2 separate regions of the Homo sapiens genome follow, and region 1 is linked to region 2. Evidence: chromatin loops called from intact Hi-C (ENCODE). Cell type or tissue: Calu3. All regions are shown on one strand. Each heading gives the region's core, and the rest is flanking DNA. Links, peaks and the distances in the headings are about the cores only.

The links. Hi-C counts contacts between places; a loop is a spot of excess contacts. Peaks named below come from ENCODE experiments on the same cell type or tissue, not always from the same donor. Only the 100,000 strongest peaks of a DNase experiment are listed, where the experiment ranks them.
Region 1: it touches region 2 in a loop (21-fold over the local background); 8 of 110 quality-filtered maps call a loop at or near these places.

The regions. Positions count from the first base shown.
Region 1 is chr15:61,161,289-61,171,501 of GRCh38, forward strand. The region is part of intron 1 of RORA (RAR related orphan receptor A); the gene reads right to left. Among named protein-coding and RNA genes, the nearest start is that of RORA, 63 kb to the right of the region's middle. In Calu3, for the core only: a CTCF peak has its summit at 6,313 (motif pointing right); a DNase peak (open chromatin) is centred at 6,333.
Region 2 is chr15:61,614,715-61,624,927 of GRCh38, forward strand. The region is part of intron 2 of LOC107984782 (a long non-coding RNA gene); the gene reads right to left. Among named protein-coding and RNA genes, the nearest start is that of LINC02349, 110 kb to the right of the region's middle. In Calu3, for the core only: a CTCF peak has its summit at 6,529 (motif pointing left); a DNase peak (open chromatin) is centred at 6,567.

The DNA.
Region 1 (10,213 bases), core at 4,986-7,485, 450 kb before region 2:
AGCAGCAGCAGTCACCTTGATCCAGGGTTTGATTTTATTTAGGCAGTATGATATAAAATCGGAAGAATTTGCGTTTTGGATTTGAGAGACCTGGGTTCAAATGCTGGCTCTGCCATTTTCCAGCTACCTGGGCAAGTGCTGAACCTCTCTGAGCTCAGTTTTGTCTTCTGCAGAACAAGAATAAGTAACATCTATCTCACAGACTGGCTGGGAGAACGTAATGAAATAATGTATGCGCATTCACATAGCATGTGCTCCATAAATGTCAGTTTTCTCCTCTTCCCATCTTTTCTTAATGTTTTATTGTTTTGACTGTTCTTATCTCCACTACTGGGCTTGGGTGCACATAACTACAAAAATAGAATCTCAAAAAAAAAGTTCTTATCTAGTATTTGAATCTTTAAACAGCAAGCAACTTAGATTGTAGATAATTTGAAGATGCTAATTACAGGCAATTTCTTCTCATAGCCAATATGAAGTGCAAATCTATTAGTCTAAAGACATATTTATCTTCCCCCCGTGAAGGCCACTTAAAAACAGAAACTCATGGGGTCCAAATAAAAATACAATGATATACTGTGGCAATAGTTCAATAAATTATGGTATAATCACTATGAACTGTATATGCAGCCACTGAAAATCACGTTTTTGAGCCATTTTTAATCACGTGGCAAATGCATAAGATATTTGATGCAAAAGGCAGAATGCAAATATCCAAAAATAGAAATGTAGATATATACACACGTTAAAAGTGGTCCTAAAAGTGAATATTTTATTGTTATTGTTTTCTATTCCAAAATAAGCATCTACTTTTGCCTACAGTCAGAAAAAAACGAAAAATGGCCTTAAAAATATTTCACAGTAAAGAAATGATATAGCTGTTATGATCTGTAACGAATGTTCTTTGCAGTGTAATGTGTAACTTTCCCCTGCTGTAGGCATCCATATAAAAGTGTCTTGGATCATCACTATTCCCACAGAAAGATGTGTCTGGTAACCACATGATCTGGTCCTCGGTCCTGGGTCATTACAGTGGTCATGGTTTCAAATGAACTAAAACATTTTAAAAAGCAAAAGAAGAAATATCTTAGTCCGTATTTTAATAGACTTTAGCCTTGACAAAAGGCCACACACGAAAGCACCCACAAGGGCTCCTGTTCATGGAGGAGATGCTGCCAGTAGGGGCATTTCTGGTGCTAACAGTGGTCTTGGTGAGGGACTCTACCAACTGTGAGTAACATAAGGGGGAAAGGTGACAGCCGTCCATGGCCCTCTCTTTTAGCCCTGACATTTAAAAATAATTTTTATAAATTAATAGAATTCTAGATCTGGCTCAACCCAAACCAGCTGCCTCTTACTACGGCTAAAGAAACCAAGGTAGGAAAAGGTTAAGTGTTTTATTAAATATCTATGGACCCACAGTTAGCAAAAGAGCCGAGACCATAAATGAAGTTTCCCAACACACAATCCAATCCTCCTTCACTTACCTAATAACTACTTTGGCCAGCTCAATAAATGGGCTGTCTGTGACCAGTTTCCAGCTTCTTACAAGTCTTCAACATAAAACTGGAAACAAGGCCACTATTACTGGGGAATTTGGCAGAACACAGAATTGTTGTATGCTACATTTAATAGGGTCAGAGCAGGTCTTGCCACCTATGCGTCACTCACCGCACTCAGCAGAACGATTCATAAGGTGCAAGGACCTGATTTATGTTGGGTGATAAGTCAATGAATGAATCAATCAATGCCAATGGCTCCAAGTGGCAAGAGAAACACACTTAACTTAGTAACACATCATGATTTCCTTCCATCTATTTTAGTGGGGTTTTTAAACATTCTACTTGCTGTTTTCCAGTTAACTATCTATTTCTCTGTTTATCTGTGTGTGGATACATTTGCATCCATCAGTTACTTTAGTATCAATATGCCAAATCATGGAAGGCCACATAGAAATTAAATGGACAAGGGGTCTGGGTCCCAGAGCAGAGCCTAAGAGGATCCGTGTTCCAGGAGACACCAGTTGGTCAGGGCAAATAGAACACTAGCGATCAGCGTCATGATGAGACGGGGCACCTAGCAATATCTATTCAGAGGCAAGTCAGTTTTCCAGAAGACATAAATTCTGCCAGGTAAAGGCCTCCTCTAGAGGGCAGGACATGTATAAGGTTCTGGAATCTGACAAATTAGACAAAGCAAGAAAACACCACCAGCAGCCAACACATAGACCTGAGTCTAATTGTCAGATAAAAACAATTCAAGATTCGTACTTCCTACTAAAGAAGGGGAGCCGATGAGGGAAGACACGAAATTGAGACCAGATACGTGCCAAGCAGGGCACACAGGTGACATCGAAGCAGTGGTAGCTGGTCAGAGAGGAGTCACAGCTGCTGATCTGCTCAGGGGCAATGACAAATTCCACAGAGTTTGTCACAGGAAATCTGGTGTCATCTTCTCATCTCAAAACCATCACACAGCTCGCACACAATCACACACCATTCACTGAGAGCCTTTTACACACAAAGGACCACACTGAGCTCTTAACATGCCATTTATTTCTCCAAAAAGATTGTTGCCTGCATGATCCACATAGAGAAACCTAAGCTTGGCTTAGATGAAACCACTTACCCAAGGTAACACAGCAAGTGATATAGAGGGATTTAATCCAAATTAGTCAGATCACTGAGTCTGGGCTCAATAAACTGTTAGATAGTTTAAACACCTATGCAACCAAAAAACCCCAAAGCACACACAAGATCTTACAACTGGAGGTTTCATCTCTCAAGAGAGTGTAGGTGTCTGTGCATCAATGGTACAGCCAATAGGTGAGCCCAGGTGTCTCAGTGGCCTGTATCAAAAAAAAAAAAACATGTGGAGCCTGTAGTCTTAACTACGTATTAATGGGTACTTTTTCTGACTTTGAGTATAAGGTTTCATCAGCACTTTAGAGATATTTTCCACATTTGCTGTCTCTCTGTAGTGTCCAAACCCATAAATTACCAGCAGCGGCTGGCAGGCTGAAAATTTTCATATGTGGTAAGACCACTCTACTCCAGGCTTATTAGAAAGATTGGGAGTGAAGGATCTGTGGAATCTTTAAAAAGTAAAAAGCTTGTTTTTCCTGAACAATCAGGTGTCATTGCTTTTTTATCAAGAATAGTAACACAAACCTAAGCAATGCAACCATTGCCGTATACAGGTCCTGCTTGTATGAAAAGGCTAGAACGGTTTGCAATTAGGACAGCAGTTGTATGCTCTTAAATACCTACAAGCCCTTTGTTCCTGTTGGGTAGATCATATGAGCTCTGGATGAACTTGCTCCAGCAAAGCCCTTTCCTCCTGAGCAATGCTAGTTACATCTTTTTTTTTCTCAACCTCTGACACAGTTATCACAAATTCTGCATCAGTAAGGTCTAAATTAACACTATGTTCTGTACCAGATCTGCAGATTATATAGAAGGCTACTGTTAAGGGCTAAAGAGATCTGGAAGCTGAAAGACTGATTTTTGAAAAATTAAGAGAGGTATGGAGGGATAACAGAAAAAATATAAATGTTCCAGGTAATTAGAGAGCACTTTCCAAGAAGCACCACAAAATTGCAAGTGCCCATCAATACTAAAGAATATCATGCTGTTGACAGCACAGCAGAGAACCTTTTCAAAGACAGATCGGCAGCTTTACCCAAAGCACCCTTCACCCTGCACCACCTACCCCTCTCCTGTGGCTCCATCACACCCTCCAAAGCTCCTACTGAGAAGAAGGCATCCTGCTTCTCTCTGTAGGTTCCCCTAGCAAACCCCAAAGAATAAACTGCGTAATTGTGAAATACAGAATCTGTGTGTGAAAAAACACTTGTTTCATTCTTTTCACCTTCCTGCTGCCTCAACACAGGGAGTATCTTCCCCACGTCAACACCACACCAGGCATCTGGGGGCATAAGCCAGTTTTCCACGAGATTTGGGCTAGAAATATTTATTGTGGCTGCAACTCCAACTGTCATCCATTCGGATTACTTCTTGCAGGAATCATAGCCCCATCTTCTCAACAGTTCAAAAGTGGCTGTGTGTATCCAGCTCCCCTCTTTATTTCCAGAGCATTTCTGTGATTTTAGAGCTGCTAAGCCTCACCAAAGTCAAGTCCTTTATCTAATTCCCTCTTTTGATCCAGTGTCTTTATCCTAGACCACGGCCAGTGGTTGGTGGGTTTCAAAACTCTTTGTCTTTTTTCTGTAGAACTTTTACCCTAAAGAAATTCCATTCTAAATGCCAATATGTAAAATAGATCAAAGGCTTGATTAGAAGAGAGTTGGAGAGCTGGGGTCCCACCAATCCCCAAGGATGGGGAACCTGAGGGTTCTGTGGATCACTTGAGAGTGGAAACACAGGAACATGACTAGGGAAAGGAGGGGTTCACAGAAATGAAAGAGGGGCAAACAACATCCCACTTTAAACATGAAAGCTGAAAATCTTCAACCCATTCTTAGTTGCACAGGGCATGTGGAAATCTCAAACACAGAGGCCTGCCTTACAAACATTAATAATATCTACCCCTTACTCCAGACACTTGCAGAGACCTCATTTAATCCCCACAACTACTATCTGTGGTTTATAGATTTTCAGCTTACAGATACAAAATGTGAAGCCCAGGATGATGAAGTAACTTGTCCAAGGCCACATAGACCTAAGTGGCAGAAGTCTGACCTGAGCTCGATGTGGGACTCTGAAACCTTTACTCTTAATGCATGCAGGGCTGCCATCAGGTGCAAGATTTTCAAACTCTTCTGAGTGGGGGGCATCAGCCCAATGAAAGGATATTCCAGTATGTGGAAGAGAAATGTAGCAAACGTAAAGACTGATGCCATCTTTCACTTTTTTTTTTAAAAGACTGAAACATTTCAAGAACTCTTTCCTTAAGAGGTTACTGAGGACCTCGATGAAGATGCAAGAAAGACACTGACAGTATTCACGATCTATTAAACTGACCAGTTTCTACTAAATACCTACAACATGCCCAAGCACCAGAAAGACACAGATGAACATGTCTCTTGGAATACCAGAATAATTTCCCCACGTCAGCCTTGTGAATCTGTTTAGAGAGGAGGGCCCAGGGACAGCAATAGGAATAAAAACATGAACAGACACAGAACAGGAGCAGGCAGAAGAACAGAAGAAAAGGGATGAGGCAGGAGAGGAGTAGTTAATCTTACACAACATTTGGACTTTTCAAACGTAATTGCACATCCATTGACAACCGTTATATCACCTTATATTTACCCAGTGCTTTTTGTTTGAATCTCACAGCAGCATGATATTATAGGAAGGGGAAATATAAAACCAAGTTTTACAGCTAAAGAATATGTGGCCTCAGAGAGGTCATCTTTCCAAAAGTCACAGAGGGAGTCTCCCTCTGTTAGAGGGAGAGCCAGAGCTAGGATCTGGACCTCAGGACTCCTAGCACAGTGCTCATCCCACCACACAGAGCACTACTTGTGAAGCAGAACATACCCTTTACATGTTATCCACATGTTATCCACAGCTACAATGCTTGCCAGTGGCCAGCATGGTAATAAAGACTCCATTCTCATGTACATCTCCATAATTAGATTACTTTTCCCCATCCTCATCCCCACAACCTACTCACCAACAATTATCTGAGCCCAGCTATGCTCACCCCTTCTTAAGACCTGCCCTCTCTGGAATTACAGTAGACAATGACAAAGAAGTTGTAGTTGCCAGATGTCTCAAACTGCAGTGACACACATACACAAAATCACAGAATCGGCTGCACCCCTAATGCTTCTCTGTTCAAAATCCAGTTCTTCTTGTAATGACATCTAATCAGGCCCTGGAATCAGCTGAAACGAGAGCTTCTGTAAAAATCACTCTTCACTCGGTACTCAGCAGTTAAGTCTCTTAAATGTCAACCTGCTAGGAATTACTTTAAAAGATTTTTTTTTCCTTCATTACAAATCTCAAAGCTATTGAGTCTTTTCAACTTCCAGATGGATCCTGATATTCATATAGTCCAGAAAATGACAATGTTCTTTGTCTGCTAGGTTTGAACAATTTTGAGTTACTTAAAGAATGTGTCCACATTATTACAGACACTCAGGTTAATAATAAACATTGAGATCCTTATCCAGATATTTATAAGCCTTTAGAACTCTTTAAAGGATGCAAATAATTTGACCAGGATTTTTTTTTTTTTTTTTTTTTTTTTTTTTTTTTTTTTTTTATGAAGAAATTTCTCTACAACCAGGACTCTGGCTAAATCCATTAGCCCTACAATTTGGCTATGTGACCACCAGGTGGTGACAGTGTGCCACAATTCAGGACCAGCAAGGTTGGCATCAGGGAGCTTTCCCCACACTTATGTTGAAAACCAACCTTTCAAATTTAGATCTCACTTAATCCCCTGCCACATTTAAGGTGTTACTTTTAATACAGCATCTCAACCACCACCTCTGGGTTAGGTCCTTCATAATCTGTAGAACCGAAATCTTTTAATGTGGCATTCAGGACCCTCCAAGGTGGTCCCACCCCACCCACCACTCTCCTACACAGTCCCTGTATTACAGCCACACTTCAATGCATGTTTCCTGCACATTCACACAGATGCAAAGATGGTTCTAACATTTCTTGCTTCTGTATATTTGCTCTTGGGGATATCCCCTGATGTTCACCTACCTTTTCAGGCACCTATAAAACATCTGGAAACTTGCTCAGACAAAACTCCACCAAACAGTTGTAAAAGCCCAGAGTTCTACTAGTATTTAGGAATATGCTGAGTGTTGTTTCCTGTAGAAAACTTGTAATGTATATATATAATATATATTAAAAACATACATATATACACATATATACATACATATACATATATATGTAAATCATTACATATATACACATATATACACGCGCGTGCGTGCGTGCGTGTGTGTGTGTGTGTGTGTATGTATTTTGAGACGGAGTCTTGCTCTGTTGTCCAGGCTGGAGTGCCGTGGCGTGATCTTGGCTCACTGCAACCTCCACCTTCTGGGTTCAAGCGATTCTCTTGCCTCACCCTCCCTACTAGGTGAGACTACAGGTATGCACCACCATGCCCAACTAATTTTTGTATTTTTACAAAATTACAAAATAGTAATTTTGTAATTAGTAGAGACAGGGTTTCGCCATGTTAGCCAGGCTGTTCCCGAACTCCTGAGCTCAAGTTATCTGCCCACCTCGGCCTCCCAAAGTGCTGGGATTACAGGTGTGAGCCACTGTGCCTGGCCCTTGTATTATATATTAATCTTGATATTTTTAGGATAAATAAAAACGTGTGTCTTAATGAGCGCTAGATCACATAACCTGCCTTATCTACTTAGCTATTTCTCTTGAACATCTTTCCTTGTCATTAAATGATACATGAAGCGTTTTATGGTTCCCCTCACCAGGAGTCTGCTCAGTCTGGTGGACAGTATGCTGGGCTTGAAATCAAAACACCGAGATTCAGTCCTAGTTCTAGCAGGTGCTAGCTGTGTTTGGGCAAGTTGTTTAACCTCTCTGAGCCCAAGCTGCATGGGTGTAATGCTTACCTCCCAAAGTCTCTGACAGCCTAAATGAGATCACTCATCTGATCATTTCTAGCTTGGAACCTGCCTTGGAGTGACCTCTCAATTATTACTCATTTCTATCCACTCAGTTGATGTGATTTCTTTCTCCCTCCAAGCCACACCACTCTTTGTACCTTCCTGTGCCTCCATCCTGCTGGATCTCACCTTAAAGGAGCTTGGGAACTTGCTGTATTCCCCCTGCCAGAGCATAAGAACACTCCTGAAGGCAGGGCTGGCCTGACTCCTCTGACTGGCCCCAGGGATCCCCTAGCATATGCCAAGTCCCCTGCAGACGCCAGGCATCTGTGGAACTGAATGGGGAATCCAGCCTCCCTTCGCCTTAACCCTTGCCATTCTGGGCCTTGCACTCTTACAGCCCTGTACACAGCTTGGAAAAAAAAAAAAAAAGTCTGGCGTCTTTTAAGGCCCTGGCTTGACGTTGATGCTAAAAAATACTTTCAATCTGGAGCTTGGCTCTTTGGGGTCCCGATGATACCTCTCTGCCTGGTATCCTCTGCCTACAGCTTCTCTCTTGGTGGCCAGCTCTGCCTCCTCTTCTGCAGGTTCCTCTTCTGTGGCAGCAGAGGATAACCTTGTTAAGTGAGAGGAAGAGTGGTACCCCCTCTCTGCCTCCTCCTCACACGGGACGTAAACACCACGGCTTCAGCAGGGAGCTAGTCCATGCTGAGGCCTTCTCCAGCCTTTCTAGCCTTGATGTTTCTTTATTGTTGTCTGTGGCTTGGTTTCGTTTTTCCATTTTCATGAAAAAAAAAAAAAAAAAGCTTTCTTTTCTTGGCCCTTCTTCCAGCAGTTGATTGATTTGCATTGGATGCTGAAGCCACTTCCTGTTTTTCCTTCAAACCCCCCAGCAACTGTCTTCCTTACAAACGGCCTCAGAAAAAAAAGAAACAGCTCACATTCCTGGTACAGGGCACCTGGGAAGAAAAATTCATTGGATTTCATCAGGAAGTATGATGTTCCTTGGGCAGCATCCCAGGGTGGACCTTTCTGTTGACCCTATCAGGATGGTAAAATTGAAAAGAACCCCCAGAAGGCAGTCCTCACTCTGCAGGACACCTACTCCCAGAGGCACCGTGTCCATCATAATAGTTCTAAGCGTGTGTACTAGAATTGGATGTGGGTGTGTTTACTTCTGCACTGCCTCCTAGCTGTGTGACCCAAGGTGAGCTGCTGTGCCTTGCTGATCCCCAGTTTCCTCATTTGTCAAGTGGGTTGAGTCATAAGACTTCCTGTATTGGTTTCCTGTGGCTGCAGTGATCAATTACCATAAATGCAGTGGCTTAAATCAACACAAATCTACTAACTGTTCTGAAAGTCAGAAGTCTTCAAATCAAGGAGTTGGCAGGCTTGTATTTCTTCTGAAAGCTGTAGGGAGAAATCTGTTTTCTTGCGTTTTCTACTTTCTGCAGGCCACCTGCATTCTCTTTGCCCTTTCTTCCACTTTCAAAGCCAGCAGTGTAGCGTCTTCAAATCTTTCTCTTCCTGTTTGTGTGTCCTGTGCTTTTGTCATTAAATCTCCTTCTTTCACTCTGACTCTCCTGCCCGCCTCTTATAAGGACCTGTAATTACACTGAGCTCGCCTAGTTAATCCAGGATCATCTCCCAACTCAAGGTCCTAACTGAATCGCATGTGCAAGGTCGCTTTCCATGCAAGGTAACAGATTGCCAGGCTCTAGGGATTGGGGTATGGACTTCGCTATTTTGCCTGCCATACTTCTCTCATAAAACCATTATGAAAATATAAAAAGAGCATATATGTGTATTTTTCAGCACAATCCTGGCACATTGTAAGTGCTCCAAATATACAGCCATGATTATATCAATATACCAATACCAGCACTAGCAGTCAAAAGAGAAGTGGTTGTTAATGCTTAGTTAGGTAAAGCAGAGCCATTTGGATCAACCTTGAATGAAAGCAAATGGAAGCGTAATTGGGGCTGGATAGTGCACAGACACATCCTTTTACAGTTTCATATCCTCACTCTTCGTTTTAAAAACAAATGTTTACTGGGCACCCTCTAGATACCATACTTTCCATTCCTCACAATAGTCGTTTCTGGTAGATGTTACCGCCTTACTTTACAGGTGACGACAGTAAGACTTAGGTTACACAATTTGGTCAGATTGTTCAGCTGGTCACTAGCAAAGGCAGGATTTGAATTTGCTATTGTCTGATTTAAGCCCGCCCTCTTTCCAGGCTCCAGGACTTGGCGACATGCTGGCTCATACTCACTCTGATCATCAAAACTACACCAGACCTGCCCCACGGGCAGCTGGCACACTTGGCTTTCAGGGCAGAAATCAAGTTCTTGCTTCTCCGGTGTCCTCCACAGCCCTACACCCATCCAGGGGCACACGGTGGGTGGGCTATGCCATCCTTGTGATCTTGCTAGGAACAGGAGAGCCCAATGAGAGGCCTAAGTGCTTCTGGGGCAATGGTTCTCAGCCCTGGCATGTGTCACAATGACCTGGAGAGCCTGCTAAGCCAGACTGTTGGCCCCACCCCCAGAGTTCAGTAGGTCTGTATTTGCATTTCAAATAAGAACCCAGGTGATGCTGATTCTGCTAATCCAGGCCCACACCCTAAGAACCACCCCTCTG
Region 2 (10,213 bases), core at 4,981-7,480:
GTGTGCAATATGGGAGTCTCAGAGGGAGAAGAGGGAGAAAAAAGTGTAGAGAACTTCTTTGAAGAAATAATGGCCAAGAACTTTCCAAATCTGGGGAAAGAAATGGACATACAGATTCAAGAACCCCAAGAGATATTGACCTAGGATGAAACCAAAGACATTCACTCAAAACACATTAGTCAAACTGTCAAAAGTCAAAGATAAAGATTGAATTTCGAAAGCAGCAAGAATAATGTGAGTATTCATATATAAAGACACCATGAAATTATCGGAAGATTTCTCAGCAAAACTTTACACAATGGTAGGGAGTGGAATGATATATTCAAAGTTCCAAAAGAATAAACTGCTAACCAAAAGTATTCTGTCTGGCAAAACTATCCTTCAAAAATGAGGGAGAAATGAAGATATTCCCAGATACATAAAATCTGAAGGAGTCTGTCATCACTAGACCTGCCTTACAAGAAATGTTAGAGAGTCCTACAAATGGAAACATACAGATGCTAAACGGTAACACATGAGCCTACGAAAATATAATGTTTGCAGATCCAATAGGCATATACAGAACACCGAATAAACATTCTTAAGTGCACATGGAACATTCTCCAGGAAAGACCACATGTCAGGTCATAAAACAAGTCTTAACAAATTTAAGAAGACTGAAATTATACCAAGTATATTTTCTGATCACAATGGAATTAAACTAGAAATTAATGGCAGGAGGAAAACTAGAAAATGTGGAGATATGTGGAAATTAAATAACATACTCTTGAACAACTAATAGGCCAAAGAAGAAATCAAAAGGGAAATTAGAAAATATTTTGAAACAAATGAAAATGAAAACAAAACATACCAAAATGTATACAATACAGCAAAAGTAGTGTTAAGAGGAAAGTTTACAGCAATAAACACTTTCTTCATCTGTTTGGGCTGCTACAATAAAATGCCATTAACTGGGTGGCTTATAAATAACAGAAACTTATTACCCACAGTTTTGAAGGTTGGACTGTCCAAAATCAAGTCAGAGGCAGATTCTAGTGAGAGTCGGCTGCCTCCTGGTTCATAGACAGCTGTCTTTTTGCTGTAACCCCACATAGTGGAAAGATCTCTGGGTCCTTCCACTCTTTGGGTCCTTTTTTATAAGGGCACTAATCCCATCCACGTGAGTTCCACCTTCATGACCTAATTATCTCCCAAAGTTCCCACCTTCAAATACAATCACATTGGGGATTAGGCATCAATGTGTGAATTTGAAGGAGCCATAAATATTCAGTCTATGGTGAACACCTACACTTAAAAGGAAGAAAGATCTCCAATAAACAAACTAACTGTACACCTCAAGGACATAGAAAAAAAAGAACAAACTAATCCCTAAATTAAGATAAGGAAAGAAATAATTAAGATTACAGCAGAAATAAAACATAGAATAGGAAAAGCAACAAAACTAAGACTTGTTTTTTAAGAGATCAAGGAAATAAAAATCTTTGGCTATATTAACTAAGAAGAAAATAAATAACACTCAAAATCAGAAATGAAAGAGGAGATATTACAACTGATACCACAGAAATTAAAAGAATTATAAGAAATTACTATCAACAATTATACATGAAAAAATTGGATAACCTGAAAGAAATTTATCAATTCCTAGAAACATACAACCTACCCAGACTGAATTGTGAAGAAATATAAAATCTGAGCAAACCAATAATGAGTAAGGAAATTGAATCAGTAATTGGAAACATCCAATGAAAAGGTCAGGACCTGATAGCTTTGGTGATGAATTCTATCAAACATTTAAAGAAGAATTAATGCCAATCCTTTTCAAACTCTTCCAAAAATGTGGAGAGAAAAGAACGTTTCCAAATTCATTTTATGAAGCCAGTATTAACTTCATATTAAAAGATAGAAAAAGACTCTATAAGAAAAGAAAATTGCAGGCTAATATCCCTGATAAACATATTTGCAAAAATCCTCAACAAAATACTAGCAAACCAAATTCAACAACACATTAAAAGAATCATATAGCACAACCAAGTGGGATTTATTTCTGGGATGCCAAGATGGTTTAACATATATATAGAAATCAATGCATATTATACACCACATTAACAGAAGAAAGAATAAAAATTACATCACATCAACAGAGGAGAAAAAGCATTTGACAAAATTTAACACCCTTTCATGACACAAAAACAGTCAACAAACTAGGAATAGAAGGAAATTACCTCAATATAATAAAGGCTGTATATGAAACGTTCACAGCTAACATCATATTCACTGGTAAAAACCTGAAAGCCTCTGCTCTAAGATCAGAAAGAATGTAAGGATGCCTACTTTTGCCACTTCAATTCAACATAGTACTGGAGGTTCCTATCCAGAGCAATTAGGTACAAAAACAACAACAAAAAGGCATCTAAATTGGAAAGGAAGAAGTAAAATGATCTGTTTTAGAAGATGACACGATCTCATATGTAAAAAACCCTAAAGATTCCACACACAAAAATCTGATAGGACTAATCAACAAACTCAATAAGCATACCAAAGTCAGGATACAAAATACACAAAAATCAGTTACTTTTCTAAACACTAACAGTGAGCAATCCACAAAGAAAGTTAAGAAAACAATCCCATTTACAAAAGAATCAAAAAGAATAAAATACTTAGGAAATAAACTCAACCAATAAGATGAAATTCTTATATGCTGAAAATTATGAAACCTTGCTAAAAGAAATATTAAAAGGCACAAACAAATGGAAAGACATCTTGTGCTCATATATTAGAAAACTTAGTACTGTTAAAATGGTCATACTACCCAAAGTAATCTACAGATCAAACGCAATTTCTATCAAAATCCAATAGCATTTTTAACAGAAATAGAAAAAAAAATCCTAAAATTTATATTGATATCCACAAAGGACCTGGAATAGCCAAAACAATCTTCAAAAAGAACAACAAACCTGGAGGTCTCATAACTCCTGATTTCAAAACATATTACAAAGCTAGAGTAATCAAAACAGTATGGTACTGGCAATAAGACAGACATACAGCACAATGGAACAGAATAGAGAGCCCAGAAGTAAAGCCACGTATATACAATCAACTGACCTTCACAACAGTGCCAAGAATATACAATGCAGAAAAAACAGTCTGTTAAACAAATGGTGTGGCTAAAACTGGATATCCATCAACAGAAGAATAAAATTGGACCCTTACTTTATACCATTCTCAGAAATCAGACCAAAATTGATGAAGAACTTGAACATAAGACCTGAAACAATAAAGCTCCTAGAAGAAAACATTTCTTGGATGTGACATCAAAAGTACAGGCAACAAAAGCAAAAATAGAACAATGGTACTACAGCAAATTAAAAGCTTCTTGCTGCACAGCAAAGGGAACAATCAACAGAACAATGAGACAATCTATAGAATGGAAGATATTTTAAAACCATATATCTGATAAGGGGTTAATATCCAAAATATGTAAGAAACTCCTACAACCCAAAAGCAAAGCAAACAAGAAGCAGACATCTTGATTAAAAAATGGGCAAAGGACTTGAATGGACATTTCTCCAAAGAAGACATACAAATGGCCAACAGGTATGTGGAAAGCTGTTCAGTATCATTAATTATCAGGGAAATGCAAATGAAAAGCACAATGAGATCTCACCTCACACCTGTTATGATGGCCACAATCAAAAAACAAAAAACAAAACAGAAAATAAGTGTTGGCAAGGATGTAGAGAAATTGGAATGCTTATGTATTGTTGGTGGGAATGCAAAATGGTGCAGCTGCTATGGAAAACAGCTGAAGTGTCCTAAAAAAAAAATAAAAATAGAACTACTACCATATGCAATCAGGATCTCAAAGAGATATTTGTACTCCCATGGATTGCAGCATTATTCACAATAACCAAGAGGTGGAAACAACCAAATGCCCACGGAAGAATGAATAGGTAAAGAAAATGTGGTATATACATACCACAGAATATTATTCAGCCATAAAAAAGGAGATTTTGTCATATGCTACAACGTGGATGAACCTTGAGGACATTATGCTAAGTGAAATAAACCAGTCACAGAAGGACAAATACCGTCTGATTTCATTTACAGGTATCAAACTCACAGCAACAGAAAGTAGAATGGTGGTGGCCTGGTGATAGGGGAGGAGGAAATGGGGAATTGCTGTTCAATGGGTATAGAGTTTCAGTTATGCAAGAAGCAAAAGTTCTAGGGATCTGCTCTGCAACATTACAACATTGTCCTTATAGTTAGCAATAATACACTCTACATTTAAAATTATATGACAGTAGATTTCGTGTTTTCTTCTTACCTCCCAAAACCCCCACAAAACTCTTTTTTTGCTTACACTTATTGTCTAGTATAGGATGCTCTTTATTTTGCATTGCATACTGAGGGCAGGGACCACTGTATTTTCATTGCTTGGGGCTTCCATGTGTTAAAGCATTGCCTCTGGCCTGCTTCCCCCACCCTTTAGGCCCACTGGTCCCTCGGGGCCTTGCTTCAGAATGCTGAAGCTGATAAATAAGTGATGCCAAAGCATTTGTGACTTCCAGGGCTTTCTGATGGGAGCCCTACCCAAAAAACACTCTTGAATCTCAACAGGTGACTTCAAAGGCACAAATAGGTAAAATCAAGGGAGAATTCCACATACATTATAGGTCAGAAAAGTAGATACTTGTAGGGACAAATCTTTCCACCTGCCCCAAATCTTATTGCATTAGTGGCTGTGGTTAATCCTGGAGTCTGTCCTTACAGACTATTTTCACTTAACTCTCCAATAACAAGTTGGCCACTGAAGCTGGTGGGTAAGGGTGGGGGAAACACATGATCTGAGTCCTTTACTTCCACTGGATCTTCAGTTATCCACAGAAAGTAACCCTAGGCACCTTTCCAACTGTGCTGTTAGTTTATTTTCTTTCTATAGTCAGTACCCAAATATACAATTTTTCCTCTTCTTAGTTTGTAAACGGTCAGTCACTAGGGGGAAAAAAGCACAGTGATTACTAATGGGAGATGCCACTAAGGTTCCAGCTGTGAACAGGAGAAATCCAAGATGACCCATCATCTAAATGTCAACGCAAACACCATGCCATTCAGAATGAAACAAGGAAGCCTGCGTGCAGACAGCCAGAATACATTACCAATTGCATATTTAGCTCCAGAATTTGTGAATCTTTGCAAAGAAATTTAGGGGCTTCTCACTTGATTAAATAGCCTGTGATGGAGGATTCGGTTGTTCCCCACAATAGTTGCATGCAAATGATAGATTCACATGGACTACAGCATACAGAGCCCTTAGGGGGCTGTACATTTTTAAGTAATTCTGCCATTGTTTTTGCATAGTAATTGGAAACGTACATTCTGTTGGAATGTGATTCTTATTAGAAGAGAAGGTCGCTGCTGTCTGCTACAGGATTCTATTCATTTAGGGTCAGCGGGACTTAAAAACAGACGAAGAATCTGCATTTATGCACTAAATGAGGATCTGCCTTAAACCCCAGCAAGTTTCTAGCCTGCATTAAAAGCTAACTCTCACTCTCTACTTTCATCTGCCTCTTTTCCCAGCTTCCTAATATTTATTTAGCCTGATTCTGCTTTGTGAATAAGTGACTCCCTGATGACTGAGTAGCAACTAGAGTTAAATTAGTCATGTAAGAGCAGCAAATTAGTAAATGGCACCCCAGTTACCAGAGAGGAGCTATATCATTCTGTGTGTTTAAAGTACTATTACCATCTATCTAGGAGTCAGGAGCTGTCCTGTGCATACAATGAGTCCTCAGTGGTCCCACTCACAGTATGACACAGGATTTGGCCAGGACGGAAAGCTGGGGGGCGGGGCAGCCAGTCATTTATCTATATCCTCCCACTCATTTCCCCTGTACCCCTCAGATGTTTGGGTGAAAGGTGGCCTAGGTCAGGGTCACAGAACAAAGCTGATGGTCTCATAGGAAAGATCAAGTCTGTGATGTTGTTAAACTCTGCTAACACAAATGAGGACACTCAGCCAGTCATTTAGAGGAGGAAAGGGAACAGCATTTCCTCACGTTCTTGTTATGTGAAGGATGGGGCTTGGGCCAGCAGCACCTGCATTACTGAGGAGCTTATTTCTTAGACCTAAGAGCGATGGTCTGTAGCTCCTCCTCAGACTTCCTGAATTGGAATCTGCATTTTCACAGACCCCAGGTGGTTTTAACACACACTGATGTTTGGGAAGCACTGTCTTACATCTCTAAATGTCAGCACCCAAAACACAGAGACCCCATGAGTCTTAGTCAATCCTATAGTGGCAGTACCTGAATCAGTGCCTGGTGCATAGTAGACACTCAAATATGTGTGGAGTGAATTGAACGGGAATGAAGAAAGAAAAGGAAAAAAATCTTCATGGCAACATAAAATAAATTTCGTAGCAACAATAAAAAAAGGAGGGAGGAGAAATCAAGTTCTAAAATAAAAATGAAAATCAAAGAAAGCAGCCAGAAAGCATCCAGGGAGATGCACCTGGCTGGTGGAGATGGGCTGTGGCCCCACCTGCTGGCCACAGTCGCTGGAGTGCCATCCTTGTCCACGACCTTCATTCATGAGTCTGCCTCTCCCACACTTTGCCTTAGGAGGCTGGCCCCTATCTTGCACACTCAGGCCTATTAGCCACAGTTATCTCTCCCATACAGCACTATCAGGTTACTTTAGAGCTGAAGCCTAATTGGACCAATGTAGACTCTTTACAATGTGTTTAAAGTTCTGAGCTCCTGGTTTAAGTGGAAAGAATGTCAATGATGATTGATCATCACCAGTCTCCTGGGGACCTCATGTGCCCAGAGCTTGAGCCTTCACCTAGGACCCAAAATACTTAGAGAGAGAAAATAAGTCACTGTATTTGGATAGGCAAAAAACAAAACAAACAAACAAAAAACAACCACAAACCCTGCTTTGCTGCTCAATTCCTTTTCATCTGGTCTTAAGAGAGTACAGCCACCACAAACGCAGCAAATTTAGTGTACATGAGACTGGAGGATATGGGAGAGAAGGGTACGTCTGTTCAGAAAATTATGGATTTTCCTTAACATGAGAAAATGAAAGAGAATAATTCAGCACCCAAATCATGTTAGTGCAAAGATCGATTGTTTTCCAGATTTCTTAATTTGATTGGACTGAGAATTACAAGCTGAGTAGATGTACTGTAGTGAGATGCTTTTGATATGATAATTGATAATATTTATTAGAATCACATGGGCACTCTGCTGGACTCTTTATATGCAGTATCTCCTGCAGTCCTCACAACAACCCACTAAGATAAGAATTATTACTATCACCTTTTTACATGCGAAAGCTGCAGCACAGAGAGGTTAAGTAACTTACCAAGGGTCACACAGCTGGTAAATACGTAGGCAGTAGAAAATATAGGACTCAAACCCAGGTCTGTGTGGTTGCAAGCCAGTGCATTTAACTGCTCCACTATCCTGCATCTCTCTTATATTTTCTTAATAAAGAGAAATTGAATGAAATGTGGAAATCAAAGCTAGAGAGAGAGCAGAAGACGACAAATTACCCCATGTGGGTAGGACTTATACACTGCATAAAGAGAAAAGGCTTAAGGAGGATGATGATTTTAGATAACTTCGCAAGGTTGAATTCACCTCTTCTGACTACTCAGAGACAATTTTTTAGACTTCAAGAGTTATTTAGCAAATGGATCTTGGTGACCCACAGAAAGAAAAAGCTGTTCTTAAGGAGGAAAAAATGTATTATTTTCCTCTGGTGGGATTAGGAGCTACCAATGATTTGAGAAGAGGAATGGTCTCTAAAACCCAGCAAGACAAGACAATAAGAGAGAGTCACAACTCTGTCTATATCTGGTTTTTCTAGGCTCGTTGAGCCAGGCCAGTAATTAGTATAACTCCATGTAAACTGTAATCACCATTTCTCTGATGTGATCAAGCTCACAGTGGAAGGATTCTGCTGTCTAATGTGACTAGCTTCTCCGATTCCATTTTCATAGCTGAATCGAGGTAGATCTCTTCCTGCAATGCAGTTTAATAATTGTTTTAAGAAACCCTAGAAACTAAAAGTAGCATATGAAAATTTGCAATGCATATAATTATATTATGACTGGGGACTCCAAAATAAGTCATGGCATTTATTTATTCATGCACTATGTACTCTGTGGTCCCCTGGGAAAAGAAATGTTTAAATTAAGATGTATGATAAGACAGATTCCGGTGTCTTATGCACTGAATTACAACTCACTAACATGTAGCTTTTACATAATACTTGCTCTCTCACTCTGACCTTGACTCTGAACATTTTTACAAAATATTTGTCTCCTAAGCCTCACCCCAACTTCGAGAAGCCCATATCATGAACATCATCATCATCATCATCATCATCACATATACTTTAATTTCACTTTTAATTCATCTCTGGCCAAGAAGATCTAGTAAGTTGATAGGGGAGAAACATCAAAAGGAAACTCACAATACATGTAAATATAAATTAAAATCCACCTTGCTTTGTTATAATTTTCATTCTAAAAACATGTACATAATTCATGATGGAGGATGGGGGGACTAGAAGATGCAGGGCTGGGGACAACCTTTTAATAGTGAATAGTGCCATGAAAAGTTTTTTTTTTCTAATGAGCCAAGAGAATGAGGGAGGAACTCAAAGAGGCAACGACAGTTTGATCTTTCACTTCTACATCTTTGGAAAAAGAGAAAATAAAAGAGAAGTTTCCTCTTTGAACTTTCTGAAATGACCCTACATTTAATGAACTATAGTGTCAAATATTTGAAACTTTTAAGAAATCTTGCTCTTTTGTTTAACATACAAGGTAGTGTTAGAAAAAAAATACTCAGCAGATAGTCACATTTCTAACCTTATCTTTCTATGAGGAAAAAGAAAAAGGCATTGAACTCTATGGGGGCGCCCGGACTGCTGTTTTACTGCACTTCCACCTTGCCCAAGGACGAGATTCGCCTTCAGGAAGTGAGACCTTGACCCAGCCAAAGGGGAATGGCCACTGCGAGAGCAGGTCCCTTCTTTTTCCTGGACACAAGTGCAAACTTAATGAATCCTCTCCCTCCACCACATGCCCCAGACGGCGAGGGGAAAGCGGAGTGCACCTGCTGCATCTCCCTTCATATCACGTTGCTGTTATGAAAAATAGTTTGCTATTTTGGAACCCCCTGGCAGCCAGAGTGAATCGCCGAAGGCCCCAAGCTCGTTTATCTTGTGTCAGAAGCAAAGCCAAATGAACACCACCTCGTCCAGCACCTGAAGAATGGGAAGAAGCTCAGAGAGAGTAAAAATAACCAAGGGCTCGGGAAACGGTGCCGAGACGAGCGGCCTGTACAGGTTAAGTAGGGCTTCTCACAGCCCACTCTGACTTTTAGAACTCTACACGTTGGGACAGGAAGGGGAGCGCTTTTTCAACCAAGCAGACTTTGTGGGTCTAAGGTCTAGGATGCGGGGGGCCGTTCCTGCCCAGTTTCCTGCAGTTTGGGCAAGCTGTGGCTATGATGGGGAATAACTGAAACCCCCAGTGGCATCTGGTGTCAGCTTGACTTCGACTGGAGATGGGAAACAGATACGTGCCCATTCCTCAAGATCTGGGCAAATCAATCATCCGTCCAATATCACACTCCCTCCCCTTCCACAAACCAGAGAATGGCTGAGTCTGAGATCATGTGATTGAGAATGATCCAAAAGGTTTAATTTCTTTTTAAGGTGGAGAGACAGAAAGGGAGAGAGAGAGATCAGAGTAGCTGCGGAAGGCTTATGGCAGAGGCAGAGTTGGTACAAGATTTTCAAGAATGGATAGAATTGAGATGGGTGAAGAGGAATGATGAAGGTGTATCAGTGGGGGGAAAGTAAAGACAAACAGACAGTGGTGAGAATGAGCTTGCTCCTTGCAGAGTTGAGCAATTCTTAAGGAAGGTTCGAGGGGGCATGTTAAATGTGCAAATTCTTGGGCCTTGTGCTAAACCTACTGAATCAGAATCTCTGTAGCCCAGGAGTCTATGTTTTACAAATTCTCCAGATGTTTCTTTGTACATGGTAAATTTGAGATGAGGGCTGAATACAGAATGTCAAGATCTGTCCAAATGGAGGAGAAGGTGGTCTGGGGAGACCCATGCTCTGCAGACATGAGGCGCAAGCTTATTCAGTGACACACATTGGCATGAGTCCTTAGCTTCCT